Regions from separate parts of the Mus musculus genome. Here regions 1, 2, 3, 4, 6 and 7 are each linked to region 5. A link is a loop called in an ENCODE intact Hi-C map of the cell type or tissue named here. Cell type or tissue: heart. All regions are shown on one strand. Links, peaks and the distances in the headings refer to the core of each region. The heading gives the core; the rest is flanking DNA.

Region 1 (4,405 bases), core at 222-4,221, 150 kb after region 5:
ACCCAGTGCTCCCTCTTCTTGGTGTTCTTAGCTATTTCCACTAAAGCTCCGCGAGACCTCAGTCTTATGGTTATCAAACCATGTCACACCTGAAGAAAGTCACTTCAGAACTCTGAAGGACAAAGCAGGTTATTCAAGCAAGATCTAGCGCTGTTTCTAGCCAGTTCTTAACCTTCCTAATGCTGTGACCCTTTAATACAGCTCTAATTTTATGGTGACCCACAACTGTAAAAATTTTGTTACTTCATAACTGTAATATTGCTGTTATGAATCATAAATACCTAATACTAGACCCCCGTGAAAGAGTTGTTTGGCCCCAAAGGGGTCATGACCCACAGCAAGAGAATCACTTTTCTAGGGCAGTACACTGCCAGTCCTGCATCTGACTTTGTAACAGCTTGTGATCACATCACAACATACACTCATTTTGGTTTGTGTGCCACAGTGCCTGTGTGGAGGTCGGAGGGCAACTTTCTGGAGTGGTTTTTTTTTTTTTTCCACGATATGAGTGTCACAGGGACCAAACTTCTGTCCTTGGCAGCAAGAGTCTTCATGAGGAGCTATCTTTACCAGCCCTGTCCTCATTGCCTTTCTAAGAATTGCTAACTAGTCGTCTGTTTTTCAAAGGGGCTGCCATTTCACCTTCCCTCTGAGCAATTGAGGATTCCAACCTCTCATCTTGACATTAGTTCACGTTTAATTATTACAGCCACGGACTGTAGTGGAAATATTAACACGCTTCACTTATATTCTTGATCAGAGTGATTATCACCTTTTTGGGTGCTCTATGACAGTGGCTCGGAGCCTGTGCAAAACACATGAAAAATCTTCCAGTTACGAGTTGGCTAAGGCAAGCGTCCTTTCTAGTTCCTTTAGCTGCATATTGCCTTGGGTTATCATCATTCGGATTGTATCCTGTGGAGGAAAGGACAATCTAGTCATTGTTTTACCAGCTTAACCACGGCAAAGTTCTATTATTGTATCTGGTACAGTCAAGAACCAACAGTGGCTGTTACAGGTTGTAGCTGTGGGCTTACCAATGCCCAAGGCACTACATTCAATCCTGTCACCAAAAGGCACTCCCCCCATCCACCCCCCCCCCCCAAAAAAAAACAGTAGTGTGAAGTGGAAAGCTGGACGCTAGGCTACACAATACAAAGCCAGATGTGCTGCAAAACAAATGTAAAATACCCAGTGGGCAGTGAGCAAATTCTCTGTGGCATATTCCAAGGTGTTCGCTAAACTTCACAAGCTCAGTGATACAATGGGACAAAGGAGCCGTGGCCCCAGCGTGGTCTTGCTCTCACCTCTTCTGTGGCACTTTTGTTTCTTTTAAATTCTTCCCTGGCCCAATCCTGAAGGTATTTTCGGTCAGAATCACTTGGAACTTGCCTAATCGCTCGCAAAATCTTTCTGTAGAGGAGGAGAACTTGCTGCCTTCTCATGAACTGCTCAAGGGAAGGAGAAAGACAAGTTACCACAAACCAGCCGGCTCCACTCAGCAAGCAGAAATAGCCCTTTGGTCCTCGCTAGCAAACAGAACAAGAGAGAATCCTTGCGGACCGGCGGGCGGGCGGCTTGCGAGGGCGGGGCACGCCTAGCAGCTCCGCCCTCGGGAGGCTGAGGCTGTCGGCCGAGGCCCGCGGTGGCCGCGGCGAGCCAGGTCGCAGGGGGAGCGCGACCACACAGGACACCTCCGCGGGGCTGAGAGATCAGCAGTACCTGCTTCAGCGTCAGGGCTGCGGGAGGCAAGCGGGATGCCGCCATGTTGCCCACGGAAGCTGCTGCGGCTCAGGAGCGGAAGTGGCCCTCGGGCACCCTGGTCACGGAAGCGGAAGGAGGAGACGGATGCGCGAGTCCTGGGTTTTCCGCGGAGAACCCAGGAGCTCGGTCGCTTTTACGGGAGGGGAGAAAATGTGTGCCTTTTGAGCACCCTTGCTGTGTATAACTGAGAAGACCGCCATTATGCTGGCAAATTCCGTTTGCATCCTGGAAGCTTCTCTTTTTCTCTACACTTTATCCTACAGCACGCAGGTCGCCTCGATCGTTGCGACTCCGTGCGCTTTCCCTACTCGTGTGCCCTCTCGCTTTTTTGTTTTTGTCCCCCACATCACATACCCAGAAGTCAGGTTATTGAATCTGCTTCTCGTGTTTTGTTTTGGTTTTTCAATTTTTCTCTAACATGGGACGTTGGGGATCAAACCTGTATCATCAGGTTTGGGGCAAAGCACCTTTAATGTCTGAGCCATTTCAATGGCCCTTGGATAATTTCTTTATATAGAGAGCTTTAACTCTACATTAACATATTTGTTTCTTTTTTTGGTTTTTCGAGACAGGGTTTCTCTGTGTAGCCCTGGCTGTCCTGGAACTCGCTCTGTAGACCAGGCTGACCTCAAACTCAGAAATCCGCCTGCCTCTGCCTCCCAAGTGCTGGGATTAAAGGCGTGCGCCACCATGCCCGGCTAACATATTTGTTTCTTTTGAGACTTTACAATATTGTCTTCTACTCACAGCTGTTGTAAAAGTGTATTATTATGATCAGTTTTATATTTACTCCACGTAAGTTATTTTCATTTATGACACACTATGGATCTAAGTTCTTTTCCAGCCACTAGACTAAAAATTCAAGATCATTTATTAAATAATTCATGACTTTCTCAGGTCATTGTAGTAATCTTTTTGAATGCAGGGTCTTTTATTGTCTAAATAATTCGATCAGTCTTGTTTTATCTCGGCCAGGTATCAAGCTATAAATTTTGCTTTTTATGTTGTTGTTCTGGCAGATCCAGTAGTTTCTTGTTAGGATATTTTCTATGACCCTTGGAAAGGCACTGAGCTAATTTCCACATCACCTGGGGATATTTATAAGATTCATAATTAGTGCTGGGTCTAAATTGGGCACCGAGAACAGGTATTTTGTACATTCTTTTCTCTACACTCATGTTAGCCACAGGCAATGTTGTCATATAGATATATACTCCCTGTCTCAAAGATTTATACTTTGAGTAGGAAAGCTTTGAAGGTCAATGCAGTGTTACTTAATTGACTGAGAGTAGGTTCTTGCCTCAAATAACTCTCAGCGCCAAAGCTCAGCGTACAGTCTTTTTAAAGACAAAAGACGCAATGCCATCATTGTCAGGTGTAAGTCAGGAATATGGTAGTATTTGTTTTGACTACACAACCAGAAGATATTTTGATTATGTATCTGAGGCCATGGAAAGTCCCAAATGTGTTGCCATAATGGATGTGACGATTCAAGGGGTTTAAGGGACTAAATATGTGCCTGAGCCAACACAAAGCAGGGTAAGATCGGGACAAAAAGACATTACCTTAGTCACTTCATTTCTCACTTCTTTTAGTGACTTTTATTTTAATTTTATTTTTTAAAATGTGTTTATTTTATATATATGAGTACACTGTAGTCATCTTCAGACACACCAGAAGAGGGCATCGGATCCCATTACAGATGGTTGGAAGTCACCATGTGGTTGCTGGGATTTGAACTCAGGACCTTTGGAAGAGCAGTCAGTGCTCTTAAACGCTGAGCCATCTCTCCAGCCCCTTTTTAGTGGCTTTTAAATATTTGATTTCTCAGAGGGAGCAGGTACTGGTTCTTCAGAATCCTTAGACCTACAAGGAGGATACAAGGACTGGGGCTGGAGAGATGGCTCAGCAGTTAAGAGCACTGACTGCTCTTCCGAAGGTCCTGAGTTCAATTCCCAGCAACCACATGGTGACTCAGAATGGTCTGTAATGACATCTGATGCCCTCTTATGATGTTTCTGAAAAGAATGGCAGTGTACTCATAAAATAAATTTTTTAAAAAAGGCTTTAAAAAGTTATCATTTTCGGGAGGCAGAGGCAGGCGGATTTCTGAGTTTGAGGCCAGCCTGGTCTACAAAGTGAGTTCCAGGACAGCCAGGGCTATACAGAGAAACCCTGTCTCAACCCCCCACCCCCACCCCCACCCCCCGCCAAAAAAAAAAAAAAAGAGTTATTATTTGTAAGAGCCAACTGACATTTAGATGCATAGTTAGGAGTAACTTCATGAATAAATCAGATAATTTTTTAGAAAGCTATTACTTTTAGATACAGCCATTGGGGCTAGCCCCATAGGACCATGAGTGACCAATATGACCATGGGTCTAAATGGGGGAAGGAACATCATGATTTCCAACTCCACATCTCTGCTTAGTTTCAGATGGGTGAGCCCAACTGGATTCCAGCTTTGTAGCCAGAGCAGAGTTGGAGAGCCAGTCCCTGTAAGTCTCTGGAAGATGCGACTGCTCTGGGTGGGCCTTCACAGTCTCGGTCTTCTCAGGTGGTGGTGGTCTCTCTACCAATGAAAGACCCCACCATAAGGCTTAGCAAGCTAGCTGCAGTAACGCCATTTTGCAAGGCATGA
Region 2 (4,405 bases), core at 202-4,201, 360 kb after region 5:
TGATTTAAGCCACTGAGCACTACTATCCCAAGCCCAACCTTTTAAAGTATATATTCCATGCCTGGTCCTCAAGGCTCATTCCTTCCCCCTCATGTAACTGTAAAGTCATTCTGGTTCATCTCCATGTTTTCAATCAGATTAAAGGGTTCAAAAAGGTTAAGTAATGTCCTCCACAGCTAAAGGTCCCCCAAGATGAAATGTTAATTGGTCCAAACCCAGACAAGGCTATGTAAGGGTCAGGATCCCCCAGGGAGCCATGCTCTGTCCTCTGTGAGAGTTAGAAGCCCTGGAAAAAATGATGATTGATTTATTATACAACCCTGCTTAACCAGCTTGTGAACGCTTTAAGGATAAGGTTTGTGCACTCTTTTTTTTTAAGCTTTATTTATTTTATTATATGTAAGTACACTGTAGCTGTATCCAGACACACCAGAAGAGGGGGTCAGATCTCATTATGAGCAACCATGTGGTTGCTGGGAATTGAACTCAGGACCTTCGGAAGAGCAGTCAGTGCTCTTAACCTCTGAGCCATCTCTCCAGCCCCGGTTTATGCACTCCTAAGGCAGGATGCACGGTGTGTTGCGTAGTATTGGTTGAACTAACATGCTTATATATCCATACCGTGCTGACTAGTTTCATGTCAGTTTGACGCAAGTTAGAGTCAAAGTGAAAGAGGAAACCTCAGTTGAGAAAATGCCTCTGCCAGACTGGCCTGTGGGCAAGCTTGTGGCATATTTTCTTGATTGATGATTGATGTGGGAGGGGCCTAGCTTACTGTGGGCTGGGTTGCCCCTGGGCTTGGTGGTTCTGAGTGCTATAGGGAAGCAGGCTGGGAAAGCCTTGAGGAGCAAGCCAGGAAACAGCACTCCTTGACTTCTGCAGGAGCTGCTGCCTCCAGGTTCCTGCCTTGAGTTCCTGCAATGATGGACTGTGGTGTGGAAGTGTGAGCAAAGCGAACCCTCTCCCTCCCAGCTTTCTCTGGTCATGGTGTCTGATCAAAACAGTAGAAACCCTAGGCACCGGCAATACCTTACCCACCACTTCCAGTTCCATATCCTTTTTCCATTGTCCTATCAGGTTAGCAGGTTGATTATGAGACCTCCTTTACAGGGATTTCGCTGTACAAATTAAAGACAGAGTTTAAGTGCCCAGTGAGAAGCACAGTACATCCAGTGAACCCCTGCACCGGTGTCAGGAGGGTTCCAGCCACTGCTTTGGGTCAAGGCTCAGTGCTTTAGAGAGGCACACATCTTTGTGTGGTAAGCGTCAAAACTAGCCATGGGGACAAGCAAGACATCTTGCTGGCTGGCGAGGCTGCTCTGTGGTAATTCTGTGTCAGGATCTGCAGAGTATGAGGTGCATGAGACAGGAAGTGAAATGCTATTGAGGGAACTGAAGGGAAGGATGCTTGCTTACGGAAAGGTGTGGCTTTCTCTCTCTGGGTTTGAGTGTATCATGCTTACTAACAACAGGAAGGTAAAGGGGCTCACTTGGTGGAGGATTATAGGAGCCTATTCCTGCCCAGGACGCCATCATCAGCTGCTCTTAACAAAAAGCTCAACTAGAACCTTGGTTATGCATCCTTTCCAGGGGAAGGGTCTTGGGTCAGACATTCTAAATGGGGTTTTAAAGAACTTTATTTCCAGATGTTGGAGAGATGGCTCAGTGGTTAAGAGCACTGACTACTCTTCCAGAAGTCCAGAGTTCAATTCCCAGCTACCACATGGTGGCTCACACCACCTGTAATGGGATCCGATGCCCTCTTCTGGTGGGTCTGAAGACAGCTACAGTGTACTCATATAAATAAATAAATAAGCAAATAAGAAGGTAAATAAATAAATCTTAAAAACAACAACAACAAAAACGCAGTAAGAATCGCCACAGGACCCGATGGAGGAGGGCATTTTCATTATGTCTAGAATCAGATGTGAATTACATGGAGAAGCACATTTGAGGCAGAGAAGGGGCACAGCAAAGCTTGGGAACTTCTGTAGGATGGAGCAATTGGCAAGGTTTATTCTGCCACAGAAGCAAATGGCTAAGGACGGAGATGAAGATGGCTGCCAGCTCTCCATGACCAAGTTTCCCCCAGAAAAGACTGAAATATTAAGCAAAGGTAGTCTGCTTCTTAAATTTAAAACGATCTGACCATGATGATTTAGTGCAGCTTACAGCACACGAGGAAGCCCTCCTTAACTCATTAGGGACCTATGATAGAAATTGTGGCGGATGGGACATTACTTGCGGGACCTAGGATTACATAGGTATCAGGTACCTCCGTTACTCACGGTGGAGCATGCCTGCCCTCTGCTGGTAGTTCCCGTCTCTTTCCTTGCAGCATGAGCTCGGTGTTATTCACATTTAGTCTACCCACAATGTGGTATGTCCATTTCCCACTCCATAGAAACGGAAGACACTGGCTACTGAACACATCTTTCTAGCTTAAGGTTTTTTTTTTTTTTTTTTTTTTTGCCCCTGACCACAACACTCAGCTTCTGTCCCTTGTAACTCATCTCACATGATAGTGGTTTGGTGTTATACTCTCTTTACTTTCGCCTAAGTTGTTGATGGCAGTTACACTAGGTTCCCACCCTGGTTGTAATCCTGTATGTTCATGTGAGCCTGCTTCAGCCTCTGGAGTAACTGGACCTAGGCATGTGCCACTACACCTGGCCTTTTATCTATTTCGTCATCTCTTCTTTTGTAGCTGTAGATCCATCTATGGTTAAAAACACAATGTTCTTTACCCACGGCAACAAGCTGCATAGCTACAGTGGAATATTGAAACTGGAAATGGCTCTAATATTTGATATCTAATCTCATGTGCAACGGGGATTTTGTTTAAAAACTTAAGATTAAAACCAGCATGGTTCAATTCTTCAGATTTCTAATCAGATTAACCAGGGAGCAGGGAAGGGTCCAAGCTAATGTCTGTAGAGAAGCATTGCTCGAGGCTGTCTGTGCCGCAGTGTGACGCAAGGATTGGGGAGCTTTGACCATGTAGAATGATAGGCCTTTATTTCATCAACAGAAATGGCGTCTAGACAAAATTCAGTAAACACTAGCAATTCAATTGAATGAAACTTTTTTTTTTTTGCACAATAGTGTATTTACAACGAGTAAATGAAGTCTCAATTCATTAATCCATAGCAATGCTTTTTCCCAAAAAGGTAAAAATTCTTAGTTACAGAGAATAAGCATCAACAGCCATCTCAATATCTTTACAAGAAAAACCACAAGAAAAAACCACAAGAAAAACCACAATCACTTAGGAAAAAAATAAGGCCAAGCGTAAGAACTTGTACAATGATGCGCTGAATTAAGTTACATTAATCGCATAGAATCTGTGTAAAAAGTATGTAGAAAAACACCTGATGTAACCTGTTACAGTCGTTGACCAGTTATGAGAGGTACGGAGGGTTATACAGGTAGATATGTGTGAAAACTGTCCGTATTGTTCAGCTGGGGAGGAGAGGAGGGGCCGCAGCCCCTTGCATACACTGAGAAGACCCTGTTTTGCATATGGCCTCTGGAGTTCGTAAGGCATAGATTGGAGGTGCACTTGCATCAGACTGGTTCTGGAACAAACTCTCACAGGCCCTCTTGCCTTGAATGGCTCACCGTGTCTAACGAGTACCCGAGGCTCCCAAACGCATCTGCAATCTTCCTGATAATTTGTGACAAGTGCCAGGCTCTTGTGTCAGAGTGTGAATGGGCATCCCAGCGTTGCCACAGCCAAAATACACTGTTATGACCCGAGTGGAGGCCAACTCTTTGTCCCTAGAGACATGTTTGGTAGAAGTTTAGCACCCATCTTTAGGAAAACCCATATATATATATATTTTTGTTCAAGTCCCTTCACTCTTTTCTGATATAGGTGTCTGATCATTTCCATGGGAGCGTTTGGCACTGAATGTGAGTCTACCTGAAATGAGTGGTCTTGAATACACTTCCATGAATAGCCATTGTTTTATCTGAGGTCAATAAACTGGAATGAAAATGACAGCCAAGAGTTTATCCATTGCTTGAGAGAGAAACGCATACACCATGCCACAACATTAAACCAAAGCTATAAAAGTTGGGCCTCTGCGACCAAGTGGGATATTCTCCACGAAATGGCAGCATCATTTCCTATTACAATTAAAATGCACTAATAATTCACTTGTTATAAATATGATCTCCCAGGGTGGAGTGTAGGAAAATACTATACAATTACTTTGCAAGTAATGTTTTTGCACCATCATTTGAATAATTTACCTTTGATCTGCTATGACGAGTCTCTTCAATGTACAAGTACTATTTGCACACACTACTTATGCACAAATATATCCTATGCTACAGCATCAGTCTTTGACACTTGGGTCGTGAGATGGCTCGGGCAGTATTATACATTTTGAACACAAAA
Region 3 (4,405 bases), core at 220-4,219, 180 kb after region 5:
TTACATGAGCTCATTTCTGGATTATGTTCTACAATGATCGCGAACTTTATCCTTAATTGCATACACCTTATTCCGTCCTATCCAACTCTGAGCTTAATCTAGCATATAAATATGTTCTAATTTGTAACTAGTGACTATCAACTATAAGCTCTAAAAAATGAGTTCAGCATGAATTTCAGAATAAATAATGAATAAAGAATTCAATCAATGACAGAACTCCATCTTTCTGTTTTTTTCCTATAGAGAATATGTTTTCAAGGTGACGGGGGTTAGAGGGACTCAGAAGATGGCTCATTGATAAATTGCTTCCTATGCAGCAGGAAGGCCTGACTTAGGATTGCCAGCACCCACATAAAAGTTAAGTGTGACAACACATGCCTATAATCCCAGGGTTGGAGAGCGGGAGGCAGAAGAAACCTGGGGTTTGATGGCCAGCCTTGCTGTGAGTTCCTGGTTCAGTGAAAGACCCTTTCTTTCTCAAAAAATAAATGAACAAATAAAGTAGAGTAGCCAAGGAAGACTTCCAAAGCCAACCTCATGCTTCCACACACACATGCATCTGCACACATTCATGAACACATATATATTCACTCGCAAACTAAAAACATAAGATAGCACAGAGAAATAAAAGAAACTGCAAGTAGCTCACCTGGACTGACGTTCTGGGATAACTTCTGGGCAGCTGCAAACATTTTGGCTACAGTTTCTAGAAACTAAACAGAACCAGCACAAATTAATACAACTACTTAAGCTCCCCTTTCTTTTCTTTTTTTTTTTAAAGATTTATTTATTATTATATGTAAGTACATTGTAGCTGTCTTCAGACACTCCAGAAGAGGAATCAGATCTTGTTACAGATGGTTGTGAGCCACCATGTGGTTGCTGGGATTTGAACTCTGGACCTTCAGAAGAGCAGTCAGTGCTCTTACCCACTGAGCCATCTCACCAGCCCAAGCTCCCCTTTCATAATGACAAGAGATTCCCATGGCTGCCGACCTCCTGTGCAGCATTTTCCACTCACACTGACACGCTTAAGGACAGACAGGAGTGTCACTGGCTAGTGGCTCTATCAGTGTTCTACAGAACACTCTCAAGGAAGACAAGACAATTATATGGACAGCCATCAACAAAACAGTTTCCTTCTTTCAAGTTAATAATTCTTTTGATTAAGACAGCAAGAACTAAGAACAGAAAGGCTGTCATTCCATCTTGTTCCGAAATCTCTAGCTTTACTACTCAAAGCTTTGTCTCTAGGCTTAATGAGCAACTGGGCCCACCTACCTGACCATTAGGATACCAGGCAATTAACTTTTTTCCCCCCAAATGTTTCAAGCTGCTCAACTGTGCTAAAGTCAATGATCTTTGAGGAACTGAGAAAAAGGAGTCACAGGGATGCCAAGGAAACTGTCCTAGTAACATTTAGGCTGAAGTAACTACTGTGTCTTGTTATGCTGCCTGTCCTAATTCTAGAATGCACCCAGGAGGTTCTAAAGATTAATGTCTCTTACTATCAGCTTTAGAATCAGTGCAAAACAAATCCTGACTTCATCAGGATACCTGAGCAATCTTAGTCTTCCTTTGCTGGAACGTGCAGAGCCGCAGAATATGAGTCCCTGAAGAATCATTAAACTGCTCGTGGAATGGGTGCAACAGCTTTACTGACTCTCCAAAGCTTGGAAAGAAAAAGGAGACAACACCATTTCTTCAGTCATGTGATCAAAACAGTTCAAGGTTGGGAACAGGATTTCCCTACTGTGATTAGAAGGCAACGTTAGAGCTAGGGTGGGTGTGGTGACCCATGTCTTTAACCCCAGGACTCAGGAGGCAGAGGCAGGCAGATCTCTGAGTTAGAGATCAGTCTGGTCTCCAAAGCAAGTTCCGGGACAGCCAAGGTCACACAGAGGAACCCTGCCTGAAGAAACAATCAAACAAAAACCAAAGGTGGTATGTGGGCGTGGAGAGGAGGCTTCAGCAGCTACGAGCCTCTCATTCAGAGAACCTAGGCTTGGACCCTACCACTCACTGGTGGCTCACATTACCTACAGTTCCATTTCTAGGGATCTAATGCCTCCTTTGGCTTCCAAGGGTATTGCACGCATGTGGTACACAGACACACAAAGGCAAAACATCCATACACATGAAGTAAAAAACACAACAAAAACAAACAACAAAACAAAATAAAAAACCTTGTAAAAGGCAACCTTACCTGCACACTGCAATCTGACCCACTTCTAGGAGGGTTAGAGCGTTACCAATCACGGCCAAAGACTCAAATGCAAGCTATAAAAACCAAAGAAGAGTTTAAGGACTCAAAACTCCCCTAAATCAGTTTGCTTCACAACTTCCCAGAAAACATTATATTTGTATGTCATACAACCGACGCAGGCTGGAGTCTTCTTGGACCCTCTCCTGTGTTTAGCTGCTTGAACCCGAGAGCAATACAGGAATGGTTTTCTCCACATACTATGTATGTAACAATAGTGGTACTGAGAAATCTGTTCCAGAAAAGCCAATTTTCCTTTCTTTCCACCGCAGAGCCCACATAAAATCTTTAATATGTAACTAAAATTAAAAGAGCGTGAGCTAACTCTCATGTGGTAGAGTCAGACTAGAAAACTTGAGTTACAAATTTTATTACCAGAACTATTCCAATTTCTGATCTCCAGTCAACTTCACAAAGAACCTCAAGAGATTTAAAAGTCAAAGTAGTCAATTCTAAAGTTTTACACAGAGACAGAACATTAAAGACATGACAAATGAAAAACTGGACAAGATCTCTAATTAGCCTTTGTAAATGAGATAATTTTCTTAGATTTTTTCATTCCTCAGATCAAACCTCTGTCTTTAAACAAGTCTATCAGTATTATTAGGCTGTCTGTAGAAAAGACAAGGGAATGAATGCAATGAAAAACAAACAACCAACCCCCCAAACCAAAAAACAAAACCACAAACTTGGTTTTAAAAACAAATTCCTCTTCATTTTTTAATACTTTCCAATTTCTGGGTCAGAATTGATTTAAACAATTCTTTTATCATCTATATCAGTAAATCAACCCAACATAGTGCCCACATATGAGGGGCATGCTGAACTGTGAGAAAATTATAAGAAAATTTTTACTACCATTTGCATAAATGACAGCAGTTTTAGAACAAATTGGTTTAAAAAAAGCATTAACCTAGGTATTTTATATTTAATTTATATTTAATTTAGTCTTCATCACTGAGGTAAGTACTGTTATAATCCTCTTTTTTTTTTTTTTTAAAAGAAAGTGAAAGCCGGGTGTGGTGGCGTACACCTTTAATCCCAGCACTTGGGAGGCAGAGGCAGGTGGATTTCTGAGTTTGAGGCCAGCCTGGTCTACAAAATGAGTTTCAAGACAGCCAGGGCTATACAGAGAAACCCTGTCTCGAAAAAACAAAAAAAAAAAAAAAAAAAAAAAAAGTGAAACTGACAATAAATAAGCTGTCCAAAGTTATGGGGAGATGGAATGTGAACTGGACTCAGGGCGCATTCTAGCCTCTTCCAGGAGAGGTCAGCTGCTGGCTTATGCCAAATAAAAATCACTGTAAAAAAAAAAAAAAACCCAGCACCCCCTAGAAACCAGTTTCAGGAATGCCATGACATGCAATGTTAAACCCCCTTTCTGGATGGAGCCATCAATCCTTCCTGCCAGCTCTACTGAGCCAGCCCGAGGACCCGAGCCTGCTGCTTCTCCCCTTACCTGCTTGGTGTGGTTGTCTACCATGCTTGAGGAGTCATCGATAGCCAGACAAATCTGATACTGCCGTTTACTGGGCTTGGTCCTACGAAGCCAAATCCTGTCTTTTCGAAACTGACTGGCAATGTATGGAATGATCTTCCGCATGTTCAGTCGTTTCCCTGTTCGATAGTCTCCTCTGTTACAGGAACCAATGGGAGCAAAGATGAACACAGGCTCATGCCTCAGAATTTTAAGACAAAATCACATTATTAAAAACTTAATAATTAATTAAAAGCCAGGGTCAGGAAACTATTCCTGGCAAAATGATGACATCCAATGCAGACTGTAATTAGCACCTTCTGTCAGCCAGAGCACCTCAGATCTGACTGTAATAACTAAGCTTTTCCAGAATAGCTAAAACACATCTACAGAATTACAGAGTAATTTTTTCTGTATTAAATACACAAAGCCTCATATGCTTTCCCTTTTCTGTTCTCAACCACGACTCTGACCAAATCGTTGTGGTTCTGACCCTAGTTGAGTAACACGCCATAAGCACAGGAAACAGTACCACATCTGTGGCTGTTCCCACACAGCAGAATGTAAGCCACCTTCATGTAGTACTTCCTCATCTCACACACACGCGCGCGCGCGCACACACACACACACACACACACACACACACACACACACAGAGTTCCTAC
Region 4 (4,405 bases), core at 139-4,138, 170 kb before region 5:
GCTGGCAAAAGATTATCATAGTTGGGCAACTGACTGCTTACCTTCCCTCTTAAGTCCCTTTCCTGAGTATCCGGCCATCCTTCCTAGTCAGCTGGATGTAATTCTGCCCTAATTGCACATGCCTTGAGGTCTTGGGGAGGACAGAAATACTAATGTAACCTGTACTCTTCTGCCGTAATTGAGTGGCAGACACAGTGACAAATAAGGGAAAGATTTGACAGAATAGGATATGCCTGACTCTCAGAAGAGAGAGGAGAGGGAAGCTACTTAAGAGAGAGAGAAAAGAAGGAAGAAGGCAGTTTTACTGGGACAGACAGGTTATAGAGAAAGAACATGCTAGACACAGGTGAAGATAGAATAAGCCAGAGAATGAGAAGGAGCCAGAAGATTAGAACAAATTGCCAGAGTTAATATGAAGCCAAGCAGAGCAACTCAGTGAGAAGCTGAGAGAAGCCAGACTGAATCAGTCAGCTTGAAGATGCGTCTACATGAAGGACAGGCTCATAGCATCTGCGGAGATTTTATAATAAGGCCTCTTCTTCCACCAGGAGGCTCCCCTCCCAGAAATGAGAGGAGAGAGGCTTGTTATAGAACCCTTTCTGTGTTGGGCCCTGGCTGTTTTCTGCAATTACAAGAGCTCAGAAGGCTTTTGTTTTTGAGCCTCTCTACTGAGTCATATGGTCCACCAACTCACGCTGATATGTCATGGAAGGAGACAAAGTTATCACACAGCAGAGATGCCTGAACACCCATATGTATTGCGGCACTATCCACAGTAGCCACACGACACCAAGAGGTTCTAGTGGAATCAGGCATGTGGAATTCCATACGCAGTCAGCTTAAACTCCCATCAGTGCATCACAACTGGATAGCCTGGCACACAACTACACACATGCACACATATAGTAACTCAGCCATAAGTAAGAATGAAACCACGTGGTTTTCAGGAAAGGGGGTGGAACTAGAGATCAAGTTGAGCGAAATGAGACAAACTCAGAAGGACAATTGCCACGTGATAAGGAATCTAGATTTTAAAAAGAAAACATGAAAGTGTGAGAGAGATTTTAGGAAGAGCAAGAGAGCCAGGAGATGGGGGCAAGGGTGATGGAGCAGGAATATGATCAAAACGTGTTATGAATGTGTAGGAAAGTCACAATGAAACCCCTTATTTTAGGTGGATCCTCCGCTGGGCATGGCTGCTTGGGGAGGCAGAATGTGGAAAGTTTGACCAAGCTTACCCGACCCTGGGCTGTAGGGAAGCGCGGAGACGCCCTCCTGGGGCAGGAAAGCACAGTCTGAGATGCTGGAAAGTCTGAGTTGGTTCAGGGGTCTCCAGGCCTGCGATGAGGCCAGGGTCATGGGATTCTCAGACTCTTGGACATCCAGGTGCCTCTGGGAGTGGCAGACAAGAATGGAGTCAGGGTTTGAGGCCTGGGGACAACGTCTAGCCTGGGGCTGAAGAGATGGCTCAGTGATTAAGAGCACTGGCTGCTTTTCCAGAGGTCCTGAGTTCAATTCCCAGCAACCACATGGTGGCTCACAACCATCTGTAATGGGATCTGATGCCCTCTACTGATGTGTCTGCAGAGAGCAACAGTGTACACATATAAAATAAATCAGTCAGTGAAAGATTCTTCTGAGCCCTGGGTAAATACGTTTCTGTAAATAAGTCAGACCACTTTCCCCATTGTTCATCCTTGTCCCAAACATTTAAAGCTACTGTACAACACTGCTCTAAGGTGGCATCATTGAACATAATCTGCTGAGTTAATTCTTTACCCAGCACACTAACCTTCACCTAGCAACTGATTCCTGGCAATGTTAATGCCTCTCGAGTCCTATTGCATTGCTCCATAGCTCTTCTCTCCACCGTATCAACCATTGTAGTTGAGGGCCAGGTCGTAAGATGGCTGACATGAAATCTTTCCAATCTTTTGGAATTATACCATTTTGCATGGGCCAGTTATTAAGCATCTGTTTCACATAAGGTGATTGTATGCCATAAGCTACCATTGCCTCTTTAAATCTTTTTAGATCTAGCATCTCTATGGGCTTCTATCCAAAATCTTCACAGCCTTGTATGTTTCTCTCACCTGGAGCTGTCTTATTGTAGTTGAAAGAGAAAGAAAAAAGAAAGAAAGAAAGAAAGAAAGAAAGAAAGAAAGAAAGAAAGAGAAAGAAGAGAAGAGAAGAGAAGAGAAGAGAAGAGAAGAGAAGAGAAGAGAAGAGAAGAGAAGAGAAGAGAAGAGAAGAGAAGAGAAGAGAAGAGAAGAGAAGAGAAGAGAAGAGAAGAGAAAAAAGAAAAAAATCGTTGTTGGTCTTCTAATGGGACTAGACTGCCACCCTGAAATATCACCACTAGGTGGCAGCATAGGCTTTCGATTGGATTTCTCAGACCTAGCAAGACAATTCTTTTTCTGATTTGAAAAATCCTCTAATTTCTGTTTTATTGCTTTTAATCTAGCATTCCATCTCTCAGTTCTTTCCTTATTTAATTCTACTTTACTTTTATCTTTCTTAGAACGGACATAAAAAACTGCAATTATTACCAAACACATAATTAGATCTATGTTTATAATTAAAACAAACCTATACAGGGTCCAAACACCCTCTGACAGTGTTTTCCATTTATTTTTAACTCCTTCCCTACTCTTCCTTCAGAGACTTCACTTTATTATATTTAAACTTAGTATTTCTTTCTTTGACGGTCTATAGTTTCCTATTTTCAGTGTTTATGCACACTTACAAAATATTTCCAATTACTTCTCTTTTACCACTTTCAATCTTTGATAATTATTTCTGTACTTAAGTTTCTTTAAACTCTGTCCTCTGCAAATTGCCCGTTCCGAACATGCATTACTGATTCTGAGATCTTCAGCCTTTGTTTCTTTCTAGAAAGGTGCAGCTCCAGGTACGGGGCTCAGGGATGTGTTAGGTCCTGCCTGGGAGCCTGTGGTCTCCACCCACTGCACTTGCAGCAGCAGCTGGCCGGAGAAACTGCAGCGGCCAGGTGACCTATGCCCACCTGAGGCGCCAGCAACCGGCCAGACCAGAAGGGGCAGTTGCCTGAGCTGCACCATCTCCTTCTCTTGGTCTCTCCTAGGCTTTTGCAGTCGCCATGGCTCCACACTCTTGTGCCTGGATTCTCTCGTCTGGCTCCTGTGTCTGGAACTCGTGGCCTAAGCCTGAATCGAGTGCCTAAGTTTGGATTTTGTGCCCCACATTGGTGTGCTAAATATTGCGGTGTTTTCACGGACCTACTTACCTTTTAAATAAGTCAGAAGAGTTCTAGATAGTTTAAATCTTCAGGCCTTGCTGGGACAGAGTCGCAGCTAGCTTTTAACTTAACCTGACTTCCCGGCACTGTGTCCCCATCACAGGCCATCTCTTCACTTCCCTGATCCATCCCACTCTCCCGTCTGTTTCCTTCTAGTTTCCTGCCTCTGCCTGCCCAGAAGTTCTGCCCATTCTTTCTGCCCCAGCTATTGGCTGTCAGATCTTTATTATGACTAGTCAACCATAAGACAAGGCCGGGTCCATCTCTTGGGATTGCCTTTAGGCAGTGAGGGCTGTTTGACCTTCATCTTTGGGGTAGGTGTGGAAGAACAAGCATTTACAAATAGAAAACCCAGTAATGGGCCAAAGAAATGACAATACCAAAGCCCTGCCAGCACTTAGCTCTCAGCCAGTACAGAATTAACAACTGAAAATACAGAGACACATCTTAAAACAATGTGAAGAAAGGTCACTCCAACCTGTGCTGGTTTATTTCTTTGTTTGAGGGTGAGGCAGGGTCTCACTTGTAACCCTGGCTGTACTCACTGGCTGGGGACTCATGTGTAGACTAGGCTAGAGAGATGGCTCACCAGTTAAGAGTAACTACTGCTACAACTCTTTCAGGTGACCCAGGTTCAGTTCCTAGCACTTACGTGGTGGCGCACACAACTGCCTGTAACTCCAGTTCCAGAGGATGAACCAGGCTGACCTCATAACCACAGAGACCCACCCACCTCGGCATCCCAAGTGCCCAGATTAAAGGTATTGAGAGGACAATATAAGCCCCATTTGTCCCCATTTAAAGACCCCATTTTCTCCCATTTTGAGTACCAGACCTGATTTCAAAAAAGGCCTTAAGGCACCAACTTCAGGAATAGACCGTGAGTCCCAGAAACTAGGTCATAAGACACCAGCTCTAAAAACCGACCACAAAATCCAGAACAAGATCATAAAATCCTCTCCAAAGAACAGCCTGGGGACAACCACAAAAACAGGGAAATATCTTATCTCCAAGTGGGTCATCTGCGCTGGACAGCCCTACGTCATCACATGATTGCACGCTCATGACATAGGAATGTAGACCACTTATCACCTGTGACCCCCTAGCACCCACCAGTCGAAAGTTCAG
Region 5 (4,405 bases), core at 141-4,140:
GAATGGAGCTGCGGGCTGGGGACCTTCCTCAAATCCAGGGAGATTTAGGAGTTTCTTTTCATTGGTTCATCTAAACTGTGGCTCCTTGGAGATAAGATCTCCACGACAGCCCAGGCACTGCCTGGAATTCCCATTAATCAAAGTCTGGGTACAAATGCAGACTAGTCAGCTCCCAGGGGAACTCACGGATCTTGCAGGATGGCGGGATTTTTTTTTGTGTGTGTGGTTTTGCGGAGGTTGTTGTTGTTGTTGTTTTTGGATCTTTTGTTTGTTTTTTGTTTTTTTCTCGTCCAATTTGCTTCCACTGAGCTGCTCCATTTTTCACCCAGCCCCTTCTCCTCTTTCATTTCTTTCCTTTTTATTTTTCAAATTTTAACGACCCATCCAATGAATTTCACTGAGACTGTTTACAGGAGGAATCATGGTTCCTTCATGAGAGTTACAACACTGAAGAACCCCTCCCCCCACTCAACTGTTAACTGCGTGTCAATCCTTAGGGAGGGGAGAGGATTTCTCACTGTGGATAAAAGAGAAATAATTACTTTGAAATGTCACGTTTACATACTTTACGTCGGGAGCTCTGGAGTTTAGTTGAGACCTGCTCGCAGAGCAACCTGGAGCTCTTAGTGGGTAGGGACAGGACAGGCGCCTCTCCTAACAGTTTCAGGTTGGGAGTGACAAGATTGAAAACAAATTTCTCCCAGAAGAGTTTTCACACTTTGCTAAATAAAACAGCTGCTGAGACTGGGAGGGAACGGCGGACGGGGGTTGGGGGTGGGTGGTGGGTGGTGGTGGTGGTGGCGGCGAGGGTGGTAGGGGGCGCAGAGTGGGGGAGCATTCCCAAATAGTTTCGGAGGATCAAGTGCTTAACTCTCTTCTAGGGTGGGCGGGGAGGGGGTTTTGGAGTGTCTCCTGTTTGAAGCTTTCAGGAGGCAAAAGGAAACAGATACTCTAAGGAAAAGGAGGTTCTCTCCTTGAAACCCAGCTATATTCCAGAGAGGGTGTGAAAAAAAAAAATCGCTTCACCGTAAATTTATCACCAGCCTCAGGTAAGATCGAAGCGTCATGTTCACCGTTCTACCTGCTGACCTCTCCACCTCTGTGAGCAAAAGGTTCCATCACTCATTTGTCATCAGATCGTGTGTGTGTGTGTGTGCGTGTGCGCGTGTGCGTGTGCGCGTGCGTGAGAGAGAGAGAGAGAGCATGCACATGCGCGCGCATGCATGCCTGCATGTGTGCATGTATGTGTGTTAACTTTCTTGCTTGCATTTATATGTATATCGGTGCTGAGGGATTTGAATTTGGGTTCTCATGCTTCATCAGAGCGCACTTTACCCACTAAGTCCTGAGCAGCCAACCCCATGAGATTTTTCTTGAGTAGAATGGCATTCATATAAGGCTGGAAATAGCATTGATTATCTGAGCCTGGTCATTGGGACTGCTATGAATTTGAAATAAACACATTCTTTGAAGTAACCTTTTGTTTACATTAGGCTCCAGGCTTACCACACTCCTAAATCGCTCAGTAAGTTGTTCTTTTTCTTTTCTTCTTGAGGCAGGCTCACATAGGCCAGATGTTGCAGACATTTGTTGGAGTGTAACCCCCTAGTTTATGCTGCCCGGGGAGCTCTTTTAGGTACTGAAAAAGTAGCTGTGGCAGTGAGAGACAAAAACAGTCAAGACAACAGTATGTAAGGCGTACTTGGAACCCGCGGGTGAGGACTGATGTCCCTGCTGGTCCTTCACCAGGCAGCAGCGGGAGAGAGGATGCCCGACCCTCTCTTTGCAGCAGCTTCCTCGGTTTCCATCGGCTCCAGAAAGCCGGCCACAGGTGGAGGGCTGGAGGGTTCTCCGCTCAGTCCATCCAATTGGTGCGCCTGGTGCCCGATGCCGCTGAGGAAACAGCCCTCAGCGCGGGTGTCCTCCCGCTGCTCGTGGGTCCCAGTGGGAGCCACCCCGCACCTCCGGGATGTGCGGTTCGGGAGGATCGTGTGCAATGACCAGCGGCCGCTGCGGGGCGCTGTAGCCCTGCGGACAGCCGGGTGGGGCGTGGCCCGAGGGGCGTGGCGTGGAGTATGGGGCGGGGCCGGCGGGGCCCTCAGGCATCCAGGCCACGCGCGGTGGAGCGTGGGGCGAGCGGCTGCGGGCAAGGAGCGCAGCGGCCCGCGAGCTCCGTGCGGAGCGGCCGGCCGGCGCGGGAGCGAAAGGTACTGGGCATAGTCGCCGGCTCCTGCGAGTGCTAGTAATCCTCCAGGAGCGCTCATGGGGACACTGGGAGGGGGCGTCGCTGGCAGGGGCGCGCTCCTTAGTGGCCGTCTGGCTCCGGGCGCTCTCGACGTCGCGCGTGTGGGGAAGTGCTTGCCCTGCAAACTCTTCCGCAGCCCAGGGCAAGGGCAGTTCCCACGGTCGTTTGGAGCACGGCTGGTCCCGCGGGGCCTTAGGGCCTTGTGCGCCGCCTTTCGGGCTCAGGATTCTCTTACTTGCCTAGGGCATTGAAATGTATCGCTTCCTGTAGATTTGGGGAGCTGGAGAGAAGGGGGATCATTATGGCTGATCCAAAAGGAGTTGTACTTTGTGAAGCTGGCCAAGAACGTTTCCCCCGAAGTGCATTGAGAGAATTCACGTGGTGGTAAGGTGTGTGTGTGTGTTTACCACTTTGATGGCATGAGACTGAGTTGTGAAACCACCAGTTAGGTGTGCGACTGGAAAACCCACGTCTTCAAGCCTTAATAGTTAGAGCTGTGAACTGAAAGCATCATACATAACCTTGAAGTTGACATCAGGCTTTATGGCGGGCATCGTTCCTGTGAGGCGAGGCTCTTGGCTGGTGGTAGCCATGTGTATTAAATTGATACTGATTGAATGTAATGGAAAGAACTTGGACAGTGACCAATCACACCCAGGTGCGAGGTTGTCCCAAGTGTTCAGATTGATACTGACTAACGGTTTCTCATCTTTAAAATATCTGTTACGTGAGTAGTTGGGATAATTAACTTCCTTTGTTACCCTGATTGTATACTTAGCATATGGTGAGTAAGTTTTGTTTTGTTTTATCCTGAGAATACAATGGCCAGAGGATGGCTCATCTGGCAGACTCTTGCCACCAGACAATTGGAGTTTGATTCGCAGAAGGTGTGACAAGGTGGAACTGACTCTCTCACCAGTCGTGGTGTCCTCTGACCTCTTCATGGGCTGAGGTTCATACACACACACACAACATAAATAAACTAGGAATTCATATTACAATTAGGAGGGGTTTCTGCCCTCTCAGCTTGAGGGAAGGAGCAGTCTGAGAAAAAAAATGAGGGAAAATTGGACACCAGACAACAGTTAGTTATAAATTGTTGAGAAGTCTAACCAAAGCTGATTTTTAAAATCAAAACCATCACAATAAAAATGCTAGCCCAAGGGGCTGGAGAGATGGCTCAGCAGTTAAGAGCATTGGCATCTCTTCCAGGGGACCCAGGGCCAGTTCTCAGCACCCACGTGGCAGCCCACAACTTCACAAATATCTGCAACTCCAGTTCTAGTGAACCCAACACCCTCACACAGCCATGCATGCAAAACACCAATGCACATCAGCTAGAATAAATAAATTATAAAAATGCCAGGCTGGGGGTCCATGCCTGTAATTCCAGCCCTCTGGAGGCTGAGGCAGGGTCATTAGTTTGAGGCTAGCCTGGGATACACAGCAAAATTCTGCCCTCAAAACAAAACACCCAGCCTTGTTTGTTAACTCCTTGTTTGACCTTGGTAGCTAGGACCAAATGTTAACCTTCGCATTCTCCTTAGCCCATCCGTGTTTCCAAAGCCGATATCTTCCATATGAAAGCCCAATAGCTTGTGCTATAACTCAGCTTAGCAACGTGGCACACAGCTAATTCCCAAAGTCCTCTGCTCCACCCAGACAGATTCTGGTGCCTTCTGTGAACTCTTGCTCAGAGAGATGGAATACAAGAATAGCTAGCAGGCACAAGTACCCCATTACCCAGCCGAGGAACCCTTCAGTTACCATCCCCACCCCTATCAAATCACTGCTCTGCGTGTCGTCTTAATTCCCCCTTTGCTTCACATTTCCACAACAATTTAGAGCATTCTCGAGTTAAAAGCAGGATATCAAGAGGAAAGCGGAAGCCAGGGAAAGCTTACAGTTTGAGCGGGAGACCGTGGTTTCCCTGTGGTGGACTCGGGCGTGTTCAGTCTGTGTAGAGAACTGTGTCTTCCCCTCACTTAGAGGCTTTAATTTTAAAAGCTTGCTTGAGTCCCTAAGAATTTGGAAAACAGTAATTTGTGACCCTGTGTCTCAGGGAAAAGGTTTTGTTTTTTTTTTTTAAATACAGCTCTCAAGAGAACATTGTTAGGGCTCTGAAGGGTGAAACGCCGAGTGTTCTTTCCCAATGGCTTT
Region 6 (4,405 bases), core at 112-4,111, 290 kb after region 5:
AACGCATATAGATTTTGAAACTAAGCCCATGGTAACAGCCCGAAATCAGTGCTTGGAAAACAGATGCAGAATAATGAGGAACTCAAGGTCATCCTTAGATATACAGCAAATTGGAGGCCAGGTTGGACTACGGGTAATCTTGTCTCAAAAAGTAAAGTTTTGCTGGGCGGTGGTGGTGCACACCTTTAATCCCAGCACTTAGGAGGCAGAGGCAGGCAGATTTCTGAGTTCGAGGCCAGCCTGGTCTACAGAGTGAGTTCCAGGGCAGCCAGGGCTACACAGAGAAACCCTGTCTCTTAAAACCAAAACCAAAACAAACAAAAAAACCATTTTCTCTCTAGAGTGCCTATTCATGCTGAGTCCACCTACAGCAATTTTGATAAGGGAGCCACACAGGACAGACATCCAGGAGATGTATCCCACTAGGTTTGGTTTTTCACATTCAATTTAGTATCAGAAAAGCCTTTTGAGCCAAGCTGGTCTTGACACCTGCCTTGAATCCTAGCAGTCTATGTAGAGGCCAACCTGGTCTACACAGTGAACTCGGAGACATACAGAGCTACATAATAGAGATGTTATCTCAAAAGGAAAAAACAAACAAGATGCCTTTTGGCTAAGGGTGTAATTCAGTGACAGAAAGTAGGTTCAACACCTCGGGAAAAACTCTCAGAATTTTCTCTGGCGAATTCTACAATGCTGCAAATGGCTCAGGTTCATTCATCTACAACAGTGACTTTCAACCTTCCTAATGCTACAATCCTTCAATACAGTTCCTCATTTTGTGGTAACCCCAAATCATAAAATTATTTTCGTTGCTAACTCATAACTGTAATTTTGCTACTGTTATGAATCGTAATGTAAATATGCTGGTCTTAGGCGACCCACAGGTTGCGAACCACTGGATGGGCTACACTGCTGTTGACTGCTAAAACAATGGAGTGTGTATGTACTTTATGCACTCTTGGCTGAGAGTTTTACAAAATTAAAATCACGTCTCTCTTGACTCAAGCTTACAGACAGAGCAGGTAAGGAAACTTAGAAAGAAATTAAAACGCAAAGTGAAAACTTGTCTAGTAAGGATGCTCAACTCAGGCAAAAGCCAATACGGCAAAGCTCTTGAAAACACATGACTCATTTGGTAAAAAAAATAAAAATAAAAAAAATAAAATTTAAAAAGTCTTTCATCTCCCAATTTAACTGTCTTGTTAAAACCTTCAGCTGTTTGTTATGAACGGTCACCGAAGAAGACGCGAACTCCCCGGGTGTAGAGACAAGATTTTTGCGTCTCCTCAGTGGTGTATTGAGACGCCCAGAAAAAATACTATGGATGTTCGTCAGTGGGCCAAAGGGTCAAAGTAAAGAAAAGCATCCTTAAAAGCATCCGAGGGGTGGGGAAAGGGAAGGAAAAGCACGTGTCTGGGGGGTGGGGAGGCGGACAGAAGCAGCCTCGCAGAAAAACCAACCGCGCCGATTCCTGAAGGGCATGAACTCCACCAGGGCCTGAGCGCCGGGCAGGGGGCGAGGAAATGGAAGCTGACCCCGAAAAACAAAGGCCCTTTCCCGGGACTCGGCGCTCCGCGACCCGGGCCCGCCTCCCTTCGCCCACGCTCACCGACTTGGCCAGGAACCTGTTCAGCTCGCCGCTGCTCTTCTCGTTCTTGGCGGCGATTAGCCGCAGCGGCCCGGATACCAGCTCCACAGAGAGGTGCTCCATAGTCTCCGGCCGCGGCCACGGGGCCGCGGGGTGACGGCCGAAAACCCACGACGGCAAGAAGACCCCCGAAAGCCGGCAAGCAGACACACACGTGGTGAAGGAATTCACGTTGCGTCATCAACCCGCGGCGGCGCGACTACTGCCACGCCCCCGTGGGCGGAAATGCGTCACTGCCGCGCCACTGCTAGTAGGAAGGGAAGCGGAAGTAGCTTTTGAGGTTAGCCGGTTGACTGATCCTTCTGAGAGTGAAATTCGCGTCGCCAAACGAGGAGCTGCCGGCGCGTGCGACCTAAGCGCACAGTGACTTACTCTGTATCAACACAGGTCCTGTGTGAAAGATAAGCGGATTCGCTGTCCAAGATTGTTGCCCATAAAAAGAGTGACCTTTTGAGAAAAATGGCCCTGAAGTATTCTTACAAATCCTGGAAATAATTGCTTAATTAAAAAAAGAGTAGGAGTTAGTGAGATGCCTTAGTCGGCTAAAAGCTCTTGTAATGCAAGCCTGATGCCCAGAGTTTGATTTGTGACCTCTATTTTACACCATGGCACGTGTGGGCCTTCACACACTTCGCGCATACTCCCCGTAGTAATAATGATTCCAGAAAGGCTGCGGAGTGCACAAAGTTAGAATTGTTAAGATGAAGGTCACGAACAAGTTAAACCTATAATGATGTCAAACAAAATATATTGAGAGGGATTGACAATAAAGAAGCCCATTACCAGCATAGTGCAGCTTACAACCATTTGTAACTCCATCTCTATGAGATAAAACGCCCTCTTCTGGCCTCTGTGGCATACATACATACATACATGTGGCACACAACACACACACCAGTTTTTGTTTTGTTTTGTTTTTTTGAGATAGGATTTCTTTGTAACCCTGGCTGTCCTGGAACTTGCTCTGTAGACAGGGCAGGCCTCTGACCTCAGAGATCCGCCTGCCTCTGCCTCCCCAGGGCTGGGATTGAAGGCGTGACTTTAACACCTGGCTGCTTTGCTTTTTGGTGGTGAGAACTGACTAGATGACTCAGCAGTTAAAAGATGCTTTCCCCTAAGTCTGGCAAACTGATTTCAATCTCTGAAACCCACCCAAAGAACTTGGATAAAAGTTTACTCTAAGTGCAGAGAAAGGAAGCTTCTTCCAGCTGTGGAGGCACTAACAATGAACACCCAGAAAGGCATTCAACCCCCAGAGCAGCAGCAGATTGGTATATTGTGGAAAGTGTCACACCAAAAATGAAATAAAATCCAGGGATCCAATCAGATGCAGAGGATATGGATACAGAATAAAGTACAAGAAAAGGACTAGCCGGCCAGTGGTGTATGCCTTTAATCCCAGCACTTGGAAGGCAGAGGCAGGCAGATTTCTGAGTTCAAGACCAGTCTGGTCTACAGAGTGAGTTCCAGGACAGCCGGGGTTACACAGAGAAACCCTATCTCAAAAAAACAGAAAAGAAGAGAAAAGAACTAAGATTGATGGTTTTTGATGCTCGATGAAACAGGGGATTCAGGAGTGTACACTCGTACACTTGCACCATTGACGTTTCTCTTTATTGTATAGCGTTTATCTTAGTTTACTTAATGACTACAGCTGCATACCTATGATTTCACTTTAGAAAGGCAATTGTATTTTAATACTTTGTATCAAGGAAAATTTGGTTCAAAAAGTTATTCTAGTACTTTACAAACTTTTAAGATGTTTTCTTACTGTCTTTAGATATCAGCACATATCTAGATGTAGTCTCTCATTTGGTACCATGTGGGTTTATTTCTATTTAAACTTTTTTGTCTATTATTTCAGTATCAGCACATTTCTTTCCTTTACTTTCTTTCTTTCTTTTCTTTTCTTTTCTTTTTTTTTTTTTTTTTTTTTTTTTTTTTTGTGGGAGGGAGACAGGGTTTCTCTACGTAGCCCTAACTGTCCTGGAACTCACTCTGTAGACCAGGCTGGCCTTGAACCCAGAAATCCACCTGCCTCTGCCTCCCAAGTGCTGAGATTAAAGGCATGTGCCACCACTGCCCGACATCTATTTCTGTCCTCTATATTTCTTAAATATGCTTTCCTTTTGGGTTCCTTTTGGGAGTTTCTTGACCTGATTTTTCAGCTTACTCATTCTTTAATTTTACTTTCTTTTTAAAAAGATTCATTGGGGGGAGGGTGGGAAATGCATTAGTTGTTAAGAGCATTTAACAATCAGAGGATCCAAGTTCTTAACTACTGAGTCATGTCTGGAGTCCCTCTATTCTTTCTCTGTCTCTCTTTTTCTTTTGAGACAGGATCTCACTATATATCCATGGTTGTCCTGGAACCTGATATATACAAGAGACTAGGCCCACATTTAGATTGCCTCTGCCTCTCAAATGTTAGGATTGAAAGTGTCCATCACAAGGTGTATGTGTGGACCTGCATTTTTTAGGTGCACAACCATGCAGAAGCCCATAGATGCCAGGAAGGGGCCTGGATCCCCTGGAACTGCAATTATAGGCAGTCACAAGTAGCCATGCTTTTGCTCTTTTGGTTTCTTGAGATAGGGTTTCTTTGTGTAGCCTTGCTGTCCTGGAACTAATTCTGTAGACCAGACTGGCTTTCAAATCAGAGATCTGCCTGGCTTTGCCTCCCAAGAACTGGGATTAAAAGCATGCAACACCACTGCTTGGTTCCTAAGCAGCCATCTACCTGCTGGGACCCAT
Region 7 (4,405 bases), core at 238-4,237, 200 kb after region 5:
ATGTTATAATCTGGCTGGAAATGCAGCAGATTTTTGACATTCTTTTCCCTCTCAGAACTGGCAGGGATCATGCAGTTTCACAGTTTTGAGATTTTAAGTAAGACTCTAACTTTGTAGACATCTGGTACACAGTTATGCTACATTGCCAAGACAAAAACCTGAATGAAATATAGCATCAGGATAGGTAGAATGGTTACTCTGGAGAGGGCTGAGCACATCTATGAACAGAGACAGGCTCAGTCACAGTCACAAGTAACAAAACTGATTCCTCTGGAAAGAAGCTTGAAAACAAACACTGAGAGTAACGCCTCTTAATAAGAAATTGTATTTAACAGAAAACATGCTATCGGTCAGGCCAAGGATAAAAATGTACTAAAAACTGAAGTTACTAATTATCAGAGGAGAGGCCCAAGAACACCACCACCATGACTGTGCTACAATGAAGCCACTTCCTAGAAACTCAGTGCTTAAAAAAATATTTATTTGCTTATTTTATGGATATGAATTCACTGTAGCTGTCTTTATTCACATCAGAATTGGGCATTGGAACCCATTACAGACGGTTGCGAGCTACCATGTGGTTGCTGAGAATTGAACTCTGGAAGACCTCTGGAAGAGTAGCCAGTGCTCTTAACAGCTGATCTATTTCTCCAGCACCTAAACTCAGTGCTTTCATTAAAATCTAAACCTACTACTGAAGTCCTGTGTCACATCCACACCAAAGGTCAGCACCATTCAGAAAGGCTGGATGATTCAGACACTCGGCACTCACTTTCTTTTTTTTTTTTTTTTTAAAGATTTATTTATTATATGCGAGGACACTGTAGCTGTCTTCAGATGTACCAGATGAGGGCATCCGATCTCATTACAGATGGTAGTGAGCCACCATGTGGTTGCTGGGATTTGAACTCAGGACGTCCGGAAGAGCAGTTGGTGCTCTTAACCGCTGAGCCATCTCTCCAGCTCCCGGCACTCACTTTCAAGGTGTGTACAGTTTTAGAAAGCTAGCTGGAAATGCTTAAGTATTTTCCTACTTAACTACACTATCATTATTTTCTAACATTCATTTATTTCTGTGTGTGTGTGTGTGTGTGTGTGTGTATGAAGGTAGTTGTGTATATGTCATGATGCATGAGTGGGGAAATGTGAGTTGGTTTCCCTCTTCAACCACATGGGTTTCAAGACTTAAAATTAGGCTGTCAGGCTTGGTGGCAAGTCCTTTCACCTGTCAGACTTGTTATTTTAAGAGGTGTTCAGCTATAGGCAGATGAATGTGTCCACATAGGAGTGGGATTCCCTTTGCAGAACACACCACTAGGTAGCTCTAATGTGGACAGCCACCATGCTGCCATGCCACTATGGAGCTCAGGCCAAGGCCCGTTAGCAGACACAGAGACGGCACCTCTACCACTGTACCTTATGTTTTCGTTATCCTTTGCACAGTTTTCTTCAAGAAGTATCAAGAAAGAAGATGGGCAAACCTGAAGACCAAGCCATCACTCAAAAGACACACACACTTATCTTCTGGATCTGAGACCTCGGGATAGCTTCCCACTCTCTAAGTTTAGGACTTTAGAGACTAAAAATGTTTAAGTGTTTACAAGTCCAGACTCCTATTCTGTTTTCTACGTCATTTATATTGTACTTAGTTGAAAAAGATCTCAGAATACTAAGGAAGAAATCAAAGAAAACCTTTTAAAGTCATGTGATGGTGTTGCTTGTAAAAATATCAGAAGTAGAGTCTGGGACTCAAGTTGGGACAGTGTCCAACTTGAGTCCAAGATCTGTACTTTCTACACTGCACCACGTCTGCTAGAGTTCACCAACTCTGAAGCAAAGGCGGGTCCACAAGCTACAGGCATGCTGCTTTCCACAGCAGCATATGTACCTTAATGAAAGAACAACTTTTTCCTCTTTAGCACCAGCAGCCCTTTTATCATTTAATCATAATCTGAGAGTTCAAGAAGACAGGGAGAAAGGCTAATTTAAGAGAAGGCAGCAGCCTTTAGATTGTCCCTTTGGTCAAGATGGGATTTGCTAGCTTTAAGATCTTACTGGAAACCTGTTTGGCAATCAGGTTCTAGAACAAGCCCTAAACCCACAAGGGACAGAGCACCTGCTGCTATTTCTGAGTCTATCATAAAAGCCCAGCAAGCCCTGGAAGAAGTGAAATGTCTGTGTGCGGTTCCATGGCATTCCACACTGACAGTCCTTACCTTCTGGGAGAGCTCTGTAAAGGTCTGGGCAAGCACAGAGAGCAGCTTTGCCGTGCTCCGGTGAGTGGCCAGCGATACGGTCAGGAAGAAGAGGACAAGGTCTGAGAAGCCACACAGGATGGGTATCAGGCGCACTAGCAAGCCACAGGACTGGCTGAAGACCTGAGACAAACAAATGCCAATCACTGTGCTTAAGAGGCCCTCCCTTTGGAGAGACGAGATGCTTTAGAACTAGATCTGCTACCGCTGCCACCGCCACGGCCACCACCACCTCTTCTGAGGCTGTATGTTACTGTGTAGCTCAGGCTGTCCTGAAGCTCACCAAGGAGCTCTGGTTGGCCTTAGACTAATGGTGATTCTCTTGCTTCAGCCTCCCAAGTCTGAACTATGATATCTTGCATTATTACTATTACTCTTAACTGCTTAGCTATCTCTTCAGTCTACCATTTTTTTAAAAAAAGAACTATTTATAAGTAAATTCTACCAATATACCAAAGTTGGGACTAGATGCAATGAAATAAAATGAGCCGCTTCTCTGGGCTAGTCAGTGTGACTACCGCTTCTTACTGATAGAGCTCACACCCAGGAGCATGGGATGGGGTGCGAACTGAGTCCAACACAGTAGGTGTTCTGGATGGCCAGCTCTTTTGCACCTATCGAGAGCAAATGTTCTGTCTTTTCAGAGCTTATCAATGACTAAAGCAAATCCAGTGAGCTAGCAGGCACTGGGTCTGCTAGGGGGTCCCCTCTCCTCACTTGGAGTGAGGTGAAGGACATTCTGCCAAGAACCTCTGGTTACCTTGTGCTTGGTTGTGTTGCCATCCTCACTGCAGGACTTGAGCCTCTCCAACAGCTCGGAGACAGAAGAAATGATTTTCTGGACGTGTAAAGTGCTCACACTCGCCCAGAAGTCGTCCTCTAAGAGCTTTGTTAGATGTCCTGGCTGCAGGCTCTTAAAACTTGCCTCTTCTTCTTTTCCCCCTAAACACACAAGCAGCAAAACTAACTTCTCAGATCTCTCCTCATGCAGCCTGTATCTAACTCTGTCTTTAGTTAGCCAGAGCCTAACTTAATTATAAAAGTTAGAACTACTGAGGTTATTTCTGCACAACTTTCAGACATACCATCCTCTTCTTGCAGTCTCTTGTCAACAGCACTGTCTTCTGCTTTCTTATTGTTTCTTTCTGCCAAGTTCTGGATGGTGCAGAGAATGGCCCGGATGGCAGTTTCTACTTGCTCTGAAAAGTCTTCAACAAAGCTTTCTTCCACCATCTGGTTTCCTAGTAAACAACATGGTACATAGCCAAGCCTAGCTCTCACTCCCTGTAATGTCTCTGGATCATGAGTAATACTCATGTGTTACTTTCCAAATGGCTGTTTAAGGAAAGTGTTCTATTATTTGCTATCCACTATGTCAATCTGTGCTGGATCCAAGGACAAAACCAGCAGCTTCCTTGCCTGCATAAACCTAAGAGCTTATCATTTTATATCACTGTTACCAAAAAAAAAAAAAAAAAAAAAGGTTTTTTAAAAAAAGCAACAATAGTTATGATGGAGTGTACAAACACCCGGTTTATTTCACATATTGGCCTTAGGCATTTGAGCTCAAGGAAAACTGCAATGGACGAGTGAGCCTCCGCTCCTCCAAGGAAGGCACAAACCTCCAACAGAGAGACCTGCACTTGATATCCCATCGCCTTAATTCTAAGTTCTCACCCTCTTGCTTGTGTGCAACGAACAGACGTGCTTTCCAGGCAGTGAAGTCATCGATGGCTTTGCTGACTTCTCCTCTTAGATAGTCCAGGCTTTCAACTAAGGCCATTCGTGAATCTGTTTGTTCAACCTCTATCCCTGGAAGAATGAACAAGGACGCTAGGCCTTGCAAATGAGCTGACACTTGGGACAGGCAATTCAGCCCAGAAGAGCAAACTTCAAAATCTTCCCTGCAACAGAAATATCACAATGTTGAAAGCCACACCTATTCCCCTCTCCCTCTAACAGCAGCAAACATGCTATGTCTCAAAGTTTACAGTTAGATATATGTCAAAGCACAATATGGGTTTGCTGAGTGACAGGATCAAGCACTATTCTTTTCATGATTCTAGTATAAGATATAAGTCTGTGCAAGCAAGAAATGGTCAAGACAGACACACTTACCATGTATGAAAGAGGGTCTCACAAGACTGCTG

What was found. A loop is a pair of places that touch in the nucleus more often than their neighbours do. Peaks named below come from ENCODE experiments on the same cell type or tissue, not always from the same donor. Only the 100,000 strongest peaks of a DNase experiment are listed, where the experiment ranks them.
Region 1: a loop joins it to region 5, with 8 times the contacts of the local background. A loop is called at or near these places in 10 of 42 quality-filtered maps.
Region 2: it touches region 5 in a loop (5-fold over the local background); 5 of 42 quality-filtered maps call a loop at or near these places.
Region 3: a loop joins it to region 5, with 3 times the contacts of the local background. A loop is called at or near these places in 26 of 42 quality-filtered maps.
Region 4: it touches region 5 in a loop (4-fold over the local background); 15 of 42 quality-filtered maps call a loop at or near these places.
Region 6: it touches region 5 in a loop (2.8-fold over the local background); 3 of 42 quality-filtered maps call a loop at or near these places.
Region 7: it touches region 5 in a loop (2.7-fold over the local background); 18 of 42 quality-filtered maps call a loop at or near these places.

The regions. Positions count from the first base shown.
Region 1 is chr4:32,797,653-32,802,057 of GRCm38, reverse strand. Lyrm2 (LYR motif containing 2) reads right to left here and starts at 1,799. Exons shown (of 3, transcript NM_175364.4): 1 at 1,723-1,799; 2 at 1,308-1,448; 3 at 1-915. The coding sequence starts at 1,767. The coding sequence ends at 835. In heart, for the core only: no CTCF peak of the experiment used is centred there; a DNase peak (open chromatin) is centred at 1,727; H3K4me3 peaks cover 1,962 bases; H3K27ac peaks cover 1,554 bases.
Region 2 is chr4:32,584,701-32,589,105 of GRCm38, reverse strand. It overlaps Bach2 (BTB and CNC homology, basic leucine zipper transcription factor 2), which reads right to left. Exons shown (of 5, transcript NM_001109661.1): 5 at 2,998-4,405. Among named protein-coding and RNA genes, the nearest start is that of Bach2os, 15 kb to the right of the region's middle. In heart, for the core only: a CTCF peak has its summit at 2,312 (motif pointing left); no DNase peak of the experiment used is centred there.
Region 3 is chr4:32,768,145-32,772,549 of GRCm38, reverse strand. Mdn1 (midasin AAA ATPase 1) reads right to left here. Exons shown (of 102, transcript NM_001081392.1): 97 at 3,723-3,897; 98 at 2,207-2,280; 99 at 1,558-1,672; 100 at 650-713. Among named protein-coding and RNA genes, the nearest start is that of Lyrm2, 30 kb to the left of the region's middle. In heart, for the core only: a CTCF peak has its summit at 2,088; no DNase peak of the experiment used is centred there.
Region 4 is chr4:33,117,278-33,121,682 of GRCm38, reverse strand. No RefSeq gene overlaps it. Among named protein-coding and RNA genes, the nearest start is that of Gabrr1, 13 kb to the left of the region's middle. In heart, for the core only: a CTCF peak has its summit at 2,364 (motif pointing right); no DNase peak of the experiment used is centred there; H3K27me3 peaks cover 233 bases.
Region 5 is chr4:32,948,549-32,952,953 of GRCm38, reverse strand. It overlaps Ankrd6 (ankyrin repeat domain 6), which reads left to right and starts at 2,128. Exons shown (of 16, transcript NM_001012451.1): 1 at 2,128-2,207. In heart, for the core only: a CTCF peak has its summit at 1,994; a DNase peak (open chromatin) is centred at 2,133; H3K4me3 peaks cover 2,933 bases; H3K27ac peaks cover 1,159 bases; H3K27me3 peaks cover 353 bases.
Region 6 is chr4:32,654,560-32,658,964 of GRCm38, reverse strand. It overlaps Mdn1 (midasin AAA ATPase 1), which reads right to left and starts at 1,846. Exons shown (of 102, transcript NM_001081392.1): 1 at 1,613-1,846. The coding sequence starts at 1,714. In heart, for the core only: no CTCF peak of the experiment used is centred there; a DNase peak (open chromatin) is centred at 1,864; H3K4me3 peaks cover 2,214 bases; H3K27ac peaks cover 1,167 bases.
Region 7 is chr4:32,750,004-32,754,408 of GRCm38, reverse strand. It overlaps Mdn1 (midasin AAA ATPase 1), which reads right to left. Exons shown (of 102, transcript NM_001081392.1): 79 at 4,374-4,405; 80 at 3,933-4,159; 81 at 3,341-3,496; 82 at 3,016-3,182; 83 at 2,217-2,378. Among named protein-coding and RNA genes, the nearest start is that of Lyrm2, 48 kb to the left of the region's middle. In heart, for the core only: no CTCF peak of the experiment used is centred there; no DNase peak of the experiment used is centred there.